Regions from separate parts of the Homo sapiens genome. Here region 1 is linked to region 2. A link is a contact called in ENCODE Hi-C or POLR2A ChIA-PET data. All regions are on one chromosome and are shown on one strand. Each heading gives the region's core, a stretch centred on a gene start or an enhancer-like site at or near the end of the contact. The rest is flanking DNA. Distances are from core to core; before and after follow the strand shown. Region 1 holds the start of ANKLE2 (ankyrin repeat and LEM domain containing 2). Region 2 overlaps FBRSL1 (fibrosin like 1).

What was found. Hi-C counts contacts between places; a loop is a spot of excess contacts on that map. ChIA-PET counts read pairs that join two places held with the same protein, here RNA polymerase II (POLR2A). Pooled maps may share reads with other maps.
Region 1: a loop to region 2 is called in a pooled map, with 5 times the contacts of the local background. The contact joins the promoter of ANKLE2 here to the enhancer-like site in region 2. A Hi-C loop is called at or near these places in 7 of 50 pooled maps. POLR2A ChIA-PET finds 5 or more read pairs at or near these places in 2 of 52 experiments (A673 and activated T-cell).

The regions. Positions count from the first base shown.
Region 1 is chr12:132,759,256-132,763,348 of GRCh38, forward strand. ANKLE2 (ankyrin repeat and LEM domain containing 2) reads right to left here and starts at 2,577. Exons shown (of 13, transcript NM_015114.3): 1 at 2,363-2,577. The coding sequence starts at 2,543. RefSeq lists enhancers at 1,923-2,791, 3,146-3,245 and silencers at 2,026-2,615, 2,706-2,995.
Region 2 is chr12:132,559,338-132,563,982 of GRCh38, forward strand. The region is part of intron 5 of FBRSL1 (fibrosin like 1); the gene reads left to right. Among named protein-coding and RNA genes, the nearest start is that of MIR6763, 20 kb to the right of the region's middle. RefSeq lists silencers at 555-854, 1,125-1,204 and enhancers at 1,735-1,804, 1,815-2,154, 2,285-2,334. Within about 2 kb of position 1,739, at least 7 of the 41 ENCODE cell types and tissues checked have a DNase peak (open chromatin) inside an H3K27ac peak, as active enhancers do; they include A673, where a contact is called at or near this core.

The DNA.
Region 1 (4,093 bases), core at 1,327-3,826, 200 kb after region 2:
TGGCACCCCGGGGTATCAGTGTGCAAGTTTAACCATTTGAGTTATTTCAGTTTCTGGTAATTACAAATAAAGTTGCTATGAACATTAAATATGGGTTTTTGTGTGAAAATAGTTTTCATTTGTCTAATAAAAGCTCAGGAATGCAGGGCAGGTTTAACTTCCTAAAAACCTGCCAGGCTGATTCCCAGAGTAGCTGCACCACTTACCGTCCCCACCTGCAATGCACGAGGCCCAGTTTCTCTAAATCTCTGCTGACTATATATATGTATACTATATGTGCTATATGATATACACGTATCATATGCCATGATATACGTATATTATACATCATATATAAAAACATATTTTTATATAAAATAAATCAGTATTTTTTTATTTCAGCCATTCTCAAAACACCACCCTCACCCGCCGCCACCTTGTCCGCAGCTCTGCCTGGATGATGCCGCTGGTGACAGTAACAGCACTCAGAGGTGCTTAACACATACCAAGTGCTGCACTTACCCAACTCCCAAAAAAGCCTAACCAGGTATCACTATCATCCCCATTCCTAAAAGAGCAGGCTGAAAACAGGTTAAGCCCACAGCAATAAGTGGTAGGGCCCGGTGCGATGGCTCACACCTGTAATCCCAGCATTTTGGGAAGCTGAGGCAGGTGGATCACCTGAGGTCAGGAATTCGAGACCATCCTGGCCAACATGGTGAAACCCCGTCTCTATTAAAAATACAAAAATTAGCCGGGCGTGGTGGCAGGCGCCTGTAATCCCAGCTACTCGGGAGGCTGATGCAGGAGAATCGCTTGAACCCGGGAGGCGGAGCTTGCAGTGAGCCGAGATCGCGCCACTGCACTCCAGCCTGGGCCACAGGGCGAGACTACATTTCAAAAAAAAAAAAAAAAAAAAGTGGTAGGGCCGAGACACAAACTCACACAATTGGACAGGAATCCCCACTCAATCATCAGAAAGCACCTCTCCGCAGTGACTAACAGTCTGACAATTTAGAGTAAAAACAAACTCAGTTTCTCCCACTAGTCTTGCAACATGCTTCGGACACCAGGTATGTGGGGATTTTCTCCCCACAAATCACGCAGGTCGTCAGTTCTGCAGTGGACACAGGCTGGGTGTCGTCTGTCATCCTAATTCAGTCATCTATTCTGACAGCGTCTTCCTGGAGATACCAGCAGACCCCCACAGGTTAACGGCTCAGCCCCGCAAGACTGCCCCCCACTTCCAGTGCCCAGGTTGTTTGACCTGCGCTTGGGACCGACGGGGCGTAACCCGGTGACCTCCTCAGGTTGCGGTAATTTGCTAGAGTGGCTCCCGAACTCACAGACATGTTTTACTTACACTTACCAGCAGAGTATAAAGGATTACAAAGAATACAGGTGAAGAGATGCGTGACGTAAAACCGGGGGGAAGCGCTTGGAAATTCAGGGCCTCTCTGGGCACCGCCTCCAGGAACCCCCACGTACTATCTGGAAGCTCCCTGAACCCAGCCCTTTTGGGTTTTTACAGGAACTTCATTTCACAGGCGTGATTCATCAGCCACTGGTGATCAACGCAACCTTCACCCCTCTCTCCTCCCCAGAGGTTGGGGGTGGGGCTGAAAGTCCCCAGAACCTCTAACCCTGCCTTGGTCTTTCCTGCGACCAGCCCCATCCAGAAGCTCCCTAGGGGCTGCCGGCCACCAGTCCACTCAGCCTACAAAAGACATCACTTTGGAGGTTCCCGGGATTTCAAGAGTTGTATGCCAGGAAAAGGGGATGGAGCTGAAATACACAGTTCACTGTATCAGTTACCTCAAACTTAAAACGACCAAAACCCACCTCTGATCTCCACATCACCCAGACCCGACAGTCTACCGCAAAGCAATAAATGGCCACCTTCTCCCTCTTCCTCTGGCCCCAAACCCCTGAGTTACATTTGCCTTTTCCGTCTCTGCCTTATGTTCCATGACCAGTAACCGCAATGGCTTCACGTTCCAAACACATCCGGGACCCAGGGGTTTCCTCCCCGCGCCGCCCTCCTTTGGGCCATCCCTCCCCAGGTCTCGAGAGACCGCAGCAAGAGTCTCCGCTAACGCCTCGCCGGGCCCCCGCCGCCTTCCCCGGAGGCTGCTCCAGGGCCCGGGAAAGCTCTCACCCCCGAACCCGGCGTGGCCCCTCCGCCCCCGGCCCGGGAAGCCAAGTCCCCGCAACTGCCCTTTCCGCGGCCGGAATGGCCTTTCCCGACCGGCCCTGGTTTCCCCGGCCGCCTCGCCCAACTGCTGCCGGCTCCAGGGGCGCGGCCGGGACCCCAGGCCCGAGGAGGGCGTCGGGGCGGGGAAGGGGCCAGGGTGCGGGGACCCAGCGACCGCCTGGGCCTTACCTGAGGCGGGGGCGGCGGCCGCGCTTGGCGGAGGAACTGGGGTCCCGCTGCGGCCCAGACCTCCCGGCCGCGGGCCCAGCCGCCGCACCAGCCACCGCACAGCGATCAGCAGCACCGAGGCGCCCAGCAGCTCCCAGGCCAGCGCCGCCCACTCGGCCGCCGCCAGCCGCGGCCACAGCATCGCCGCCGCCCGGGCCGCAGCCGCCGAGAAGCCCGCGCCCCGCGCCGCGCCCGTCCCAGGACCCCGCGCCGGGCTGCCCGCGCCCTGCCTGACGGCGCCGCGCTCGAGGCGGCCGGGGCGGCGCGGGGGACACGGACGGCGGCCCCGCTCGCGGAGGCCCGGCGAGGGCGCGGCCCCGGCCCTGGGACCCAAGCGGGCGGGAACGGGCGAGCGGACGGGCGGGCGCGGCAGGCGGGGCGCGGGCAGCCCGACGCGGGGTCCTGGGACCGGCGAGGCGCGGGGAGCGCAATGTGCTGGCGGGGGCCGGGGCTGGGGCCCGGGGAGGCCACCAGGGCGGGGCCGGGCGCGGGGCGGCGCTTCTTCGCGCCTCCCGGCCCCGGCCTGGCGTCCGTGGGGCGCTGTGCGTCTCCGAGAACGAAGCGGCCTCCGGGTTCGTGTGCTCCGAGCCCGAGTACTGTTTGCGGCCGTCGTCCCGTCCTGGAGCAGGAGTGAGGAAGCGCCTCTCACTCCCCCGCGAACCCGCAGAACAGGCCGCCGGCGCTATGGAGACCGGCGGAGCTTCCCGCTCCTTCACCAAGGGGCCCTGACGCGCAGTTGAAAGCGCGGATTTTGCCGGGCGCGGCGGCTGCGTCCGGAGTCCCAGCGCCTTGGGAGGCGAGGCGGGAGGATCCCCACGGCCCGGGAGCTCGAGACCAGCCCGGGCAAATATTTTGAAAGTCATGGTAAAAGCCGCAATTACTTTTGCACCAACCTAATAGTGAGACCCTGTCTCGAAAAAGGGAAGGAGGATTTTACTGTATGTAATTTAGATGTTTTATTTATTTTTTGATGCGGTGTCTTGCTCTGTCGCCCAGGCTGAAGTGCAGTGGCGCGATCTCGGCTCACTGCAGCCTCCGCCTCCTGGGCTCAAGCGATTCTCCTGCCTCAGCCTCCCAAGTAGCTGGGATTACAGGTGCCCACCACCACGCCTGGCTAATTTTTGCATGTTTAGTAGAGACGGGGTTTCCTCATGTTGGCCAGACTGGTCTCGAATTCTTGATGTCAAGTGATCCACCAGCCTCGGCCTCCCAAAGTGCTGGGATTACAGGCGTGAGCCACCGCGCCCCGCCTAATTTAGATATTATTAAATGAAAATGAAAGACCTGAAAAATATAATTGATATCCTTGGTTAAAAACATAATTGATCTGAGCGAGGTGGCTCAGGTCTGTAGTCTCAGCAACTCTGGAGCGTGAGGGGTGATGGTAGTTTCAGTCCGGGAGTTCGAGGCTGCCATGAGCGTGATCTCGCCTGTGAATAGCCACTGCACGCCAGCCTGACCAACATAGCAAGACCCCATCTCTTAAAAAATATCATTGGATGGTACTAATGGTTGGTTGGGCACTACAGAAGAAAGGGTCAGTAATTTTGAAGATGGATGAAATGGAAATTCAAACCACGATGAGATGCTGCTTGAAATCCACCAGAATGGCTAAAATTTAAAAATTGGCAATATCAAATTTTGCTGGCAAGAGCAAACACTGAGTTAACCACCTTGGAAAATAGTGAGGCA
Region 2 (4,645 bases), core at 489-2,988:
GGGGGAAGGGCTCCTCCTTTCAGGTCCCAACTCTCCACAGTGGCAATGAGGTCGCTCTTTTTTCCTTTTTTTGAGACCTTGTCTCGCTCTGTCACCTACGCTGAAGTGCAGTGGTGCAATCTCGGCTCACTGCAGCCTCCACCTCCCGGGCTCAGTTGATCCTCCCACCTCAGCCTCCCCAGTAGCTGGGGCCACAGGCGCGTGCCGCCACCTCCGGCTAATTTTTTTATTTCGTAGAGACGGGCGGGGGTGGGGGGTCTTCCTATGTTGGCCAGGCTGGTCTCGAACTCCTGGGCTCAAGTGATCCGCCCACCTCGGCCTCCCAAAGTGCTGTTTCAGGCGCCGGCCACCGCGCCCGGCTGTCGCCCTTTCTGACTCAGTTTCCCCTTCTGGGAGCGGGGTGGCAGGTGTCCGTAACTTCTTGTTGTGAGGACCAGAGGAGCAGCGCCCACACAGCGCTCAGTGAGGCCGGCGCTGCGCGCCTTTCCCCGGGTGGCCGTGATCGGAGGCAGCGCGTTCGGACCCCGGGCCGGCGGCGGGCGCGGGTGGATCGGCGCCTCGGGGCTGGATTAGTCGGGTCTGCCCGCGCCCCGCCCCCGCCCCGCCCGCGCTCCCGCCTCCCGCGCGCCCAGCTCCGCGCCCGCCGCCTCGGGGCCCGCGCCGCGCCCGACGTCCGCCCGGGAGCCCAGAGCGCACCGAGCGCCGCCCAGAGCGCGCAGAGCCGGCGCGGCGGACATGCGCGTCCCCGGCCCGAGCTCCGGCTGAGCAGGGCACGCGGGGAGAGGGGTCGCCTGGACGGGCCAGGGCCACCCGGGGCTCGCGCTCCACGCCCGCGTCCATGCAGCCCGGCTCCGGCCCCGGGACTAGGGGCGACTGCCTGGGGCGCCGGCGAGGTGAGTGCGCGCTGCGGACTCCAGAGAGGGAATTGGGACTTTGGGGGGACAGGGGAGGGGGAGCGACCGCCCCCCCAGAAGAGCGGGACGCCCGAGATCTCCGGGCCTTCTGCCCACACCGCCTCTCCCGGAGCCAAGCGCGGAGACCGCGTCCTCCCGGGGGCGCACGTGGCGGCGGGCGGGCGGGGGTGCGGCGCGGCCGAGGGTCCCAGGCCCGGGTCAGGGCACCCGGGGTCCGGGGGTGGAGGCGGGGCCGAGCGTTGTGGGTGGCGCGCGCCTTTGTCTGCGCCCAGGTGCGGAATCGGCCACCCGGGTTCCCGGCGCCGCGCTCACCTGCCCCGAGTTGGAGTTCTTTGTCTGGGGCGGGGCGCGGCTGGCCCAGGCTGCGCCGCGTGTCTGGCCGAGGCTGCTCCGCGGGTCGGGTCCTCGCAGACAAAGCGCGCCCTGACCTCCGCCCGCCGCCGGGATTGTGCACCTCGCGGGGGCTGAGGCTTGCCCGGGCGCCCCCGCTGCCTCTTCGCAGGGACCCTGAGCCTGCGGACCCGGAGTCCTCCCACCTGTACCCTGGGCTTGAGTGATCCTCTACCCCACGCGGGCTAGGAGGCAGAGGCGGCTGCTCGTGCCTGGGTCACGTCCCTGCAGACCATGGCCGAGAAGTTAAGCGGGTCTGGTGGCCCCTGGGGCTGCCACCCCATTTGGGTCATCTGGCCACTGCCAGAAGCCCTGTCCTAGAAGGGAAAGAGCTGAGGGACCGCGTGGAGGAACGAGCCCCAGAAGGTGCAGCTGCTGTGTGTGGTCTAGGAAGGGGTTGGAGCCTGGGCCAGGCCCCCAGAGGGCCGGCCCCTGTTCTGCTCTCAGCCCTCCCGGATGGGCGTGGCTGCACCTGGCCAGGTGTTCAGGTTCTCACTGTGAGGTGGAGGCCACCTGCCTCCGGGGCCTCTGCTAGGGCCGAGGACCCCTGGAGCACCCATTCTCAGCCTCCCTGAGCAAACTCGTCTGCTAAGTGTAGGGCCCACTGTGGCGTGACCAGAATGGGTGCTGGATGGCCCCAGCCGCGCGGCCCGTGCGGAAGACCCTCCCCTTCCTTGCAGCCCTCTTGGCTTCGCTGGTGTCTGGGGCGCCCCCTTGTGGCCCTGGGGAGCTTGTGTTCGAACCTGGGACGTGGAGCGGAACCCACTAGAGTGTTTGGGTCCCAGTGAAGGGGAGGGCAGCAGAGCCCCAGAAGGGCTCCAACCTGTGGTTACCCTAGAGACGAGGGCCGGCTTTGGGGGCTGTGCTTTGGGGTCTGCCTTTTGGGTTGGCCGTCAAACTGCGGGCTAAGCTGGCTTCTCCTCCCTCTGCCCACCTGGGAGGCCTCAGCACCCGCCTCCTTCCTGGCCCCTGGAGAGTCCTGGCGGCGTGGTGGGGCCTGCTGCCCCAACCACAGAGGGGGCAGTTAACAGGTGGGCCACCTGGCGAAGAGGCCACTCAAACCCGGGACGCCAGCCAAGAAGAGGGCCCGCGTGCGTGCCAGAGACAGTGCAGCCCCTCAGATGAGGGGTCCAGAAGTCCTCCCAGGAGGATGGTGCAGGCCCAGGAGAGACCCCAGGGGTCTGTGGCAGGCCTGGGTGTTCAGTGCCTGGTTCATGGCTGGCATGGAGCAGCACTGGATCCCCATCCTTGCTGTGTGAGGGGCCCAGATTTGGGAGCCTGGCCCAAGGGAGCACTTGGTGCTGGCACTGCTGGGGGATGGGCACGGCCAAGGAGGTGCCGAGGCCTTTCTGGGGAGCCGCAGTGCCCCCTGGAGGCCCAAAGGCTGGTCTGGACTCCTCCCTGCCCACCTGCACAGGCCCCTTCACTATTCCTCCTGTTTCTCTCGGAGTCCTTCCTGTTTCCGATGCTGGGATGGTCACTGCGTAGCCTGGGTCACCGGCAGTGGCTGGACGGGGCAGGGAGGTGGAGGCGGACCCCATGGGAGCCACACTTCTGGGGGATGATGTTGAGGCGAGCAGAGAGGAGAAAGCCACATGCCCCAACCTCCAGGCCCCCTGGCTTCCCAGGGGTGAGAGGTTCCTGTCCTTCTTTCTTTGTAACAAGCCAGGATTCTAGGGGTGGTGGCCGCAAGGCTGGGGGAGGGAGAGGGTCATCGGGGCCCTGGACTGGGGCTGGGAGGGTCCCTTTCTGGGGTGCCGGGGTCTCCTAGCTTCCATCCGACCCGGCCCCTGTGTGGTTGAGCTGGGTCTGAGCAGAAACAACCTCCTCAGAAGGATGTCCTACGTCACTGCCTGGGGGTTGGTGGCTGGGGGCGCTGGACATAGAGTTGGTGTTTCACCCTGCAGAAGCCTGGGCTGCAGGACCCCGACCCCGGGGACCGCACAGGGTGAGCAGACCAAGTAGCGTCAGTGCCAGGAGCTCAGCATCCCTTCCCACCAGCTGCACCGCAGCCCTTTAACACACGAACGTGCGGGGCCCAACCGCTGCTCCTTTCCGAGGGGCCCACCTTCCTCCAGTGCAGGGGCCCTTCCGGCGCGTGTGGGTGTGGCAGGCCCGCCTCGGCTCTTGCCATCTTACAGGCATGGACCTGCTGCTCTTCTCTGTGGTTCAGGCCCTTGCGACGTGACTAGGAAGGGCTTCCCATTCCAGCAAGAAGGTGGAATCCACACCTGGTCTTCTCTGATACGTTGATGGTTTTTCACTTCTATGTTTGCGATCTGTCTGGAATTATTTTCAGATAAGAGGTGAAACAGGAGCTTGCTCTGAAGGACCTACGCCACACCTGGCCCCCACAGCCTGCACCCCACACCTGGCCCCCACAGCCTGCACCCCACGCCTGGCCCCCACAGCCTGCACCCCACGCCTGGCCCCCACAGCCTGCACCCCACGCCTGGCCCCCACAGCCTGCACCCCACGCCTGGCCCCCACAGCCTGCACCCCACGCCTGGCCCCCACAGCCTGCACCCCACGCCTGGCCCCCACAGCCTGCACCCCACGCCTGGCCCCCACAGCCTGCACCCCACGCCTGGCCCCCACAGCCTGCACCCCACGCCTGGCCCCCACAGCCTGCATCCCATGTCTGGCCCCCACGTCTGGCCCCCCAGCCCGTACCCCATGCCTGGCCCCCACAGCCTGCACCTCACATCTGGCCCCCCAGCCCGTACCCCACGCCTGGCCCCCACAGCCTGCACCCCACATCTGGTCCCCACAGCCTGCACCCCACACCTGGCCCCCACAGCCTGCACCATGTCTGGGGTTTCTCATTCGGTTCTGTGGATCTCTGTCCGTCGCGGCATCTGTGGGAACTCTGGGGCTTCTCATTGCGCTCTTGGATCTCCTTCCGTCTGTCCGTTTGCCTGTCCGTCTGTCCCAGCATCGTGTCACATCTTTTTGTTGGTTTCCAATGCTGTCATTTACTGGCAGTAAAATTCACCTATTTATTTTTGCAGTAAATGCAGCTATTTTAAGTGTGTGGTTTGCTTTTTGACACATACCTACGACTGTATACCCACCCCCGTCGCCCCTGAACCCCCGAGCTCCTGTGCACCCCCTGCACCCCTCCGGCTGACACATACCTACGACTGTACACTCACCCCCGTCGCCCCTGAACCCCCGAGCTTGTGTGCACCCCCTGCACCCCTCCGGCTGACACATACCTACGACTGTACACTCACTCCCGTCGCCCCTGAACCCCCGAGCACCTGTGCACCCCCTGCACCCCTCCAGCTGACACATACCTACGTCTGTACACCCACCCCCGTCGCCCCGAACCCCTGAGC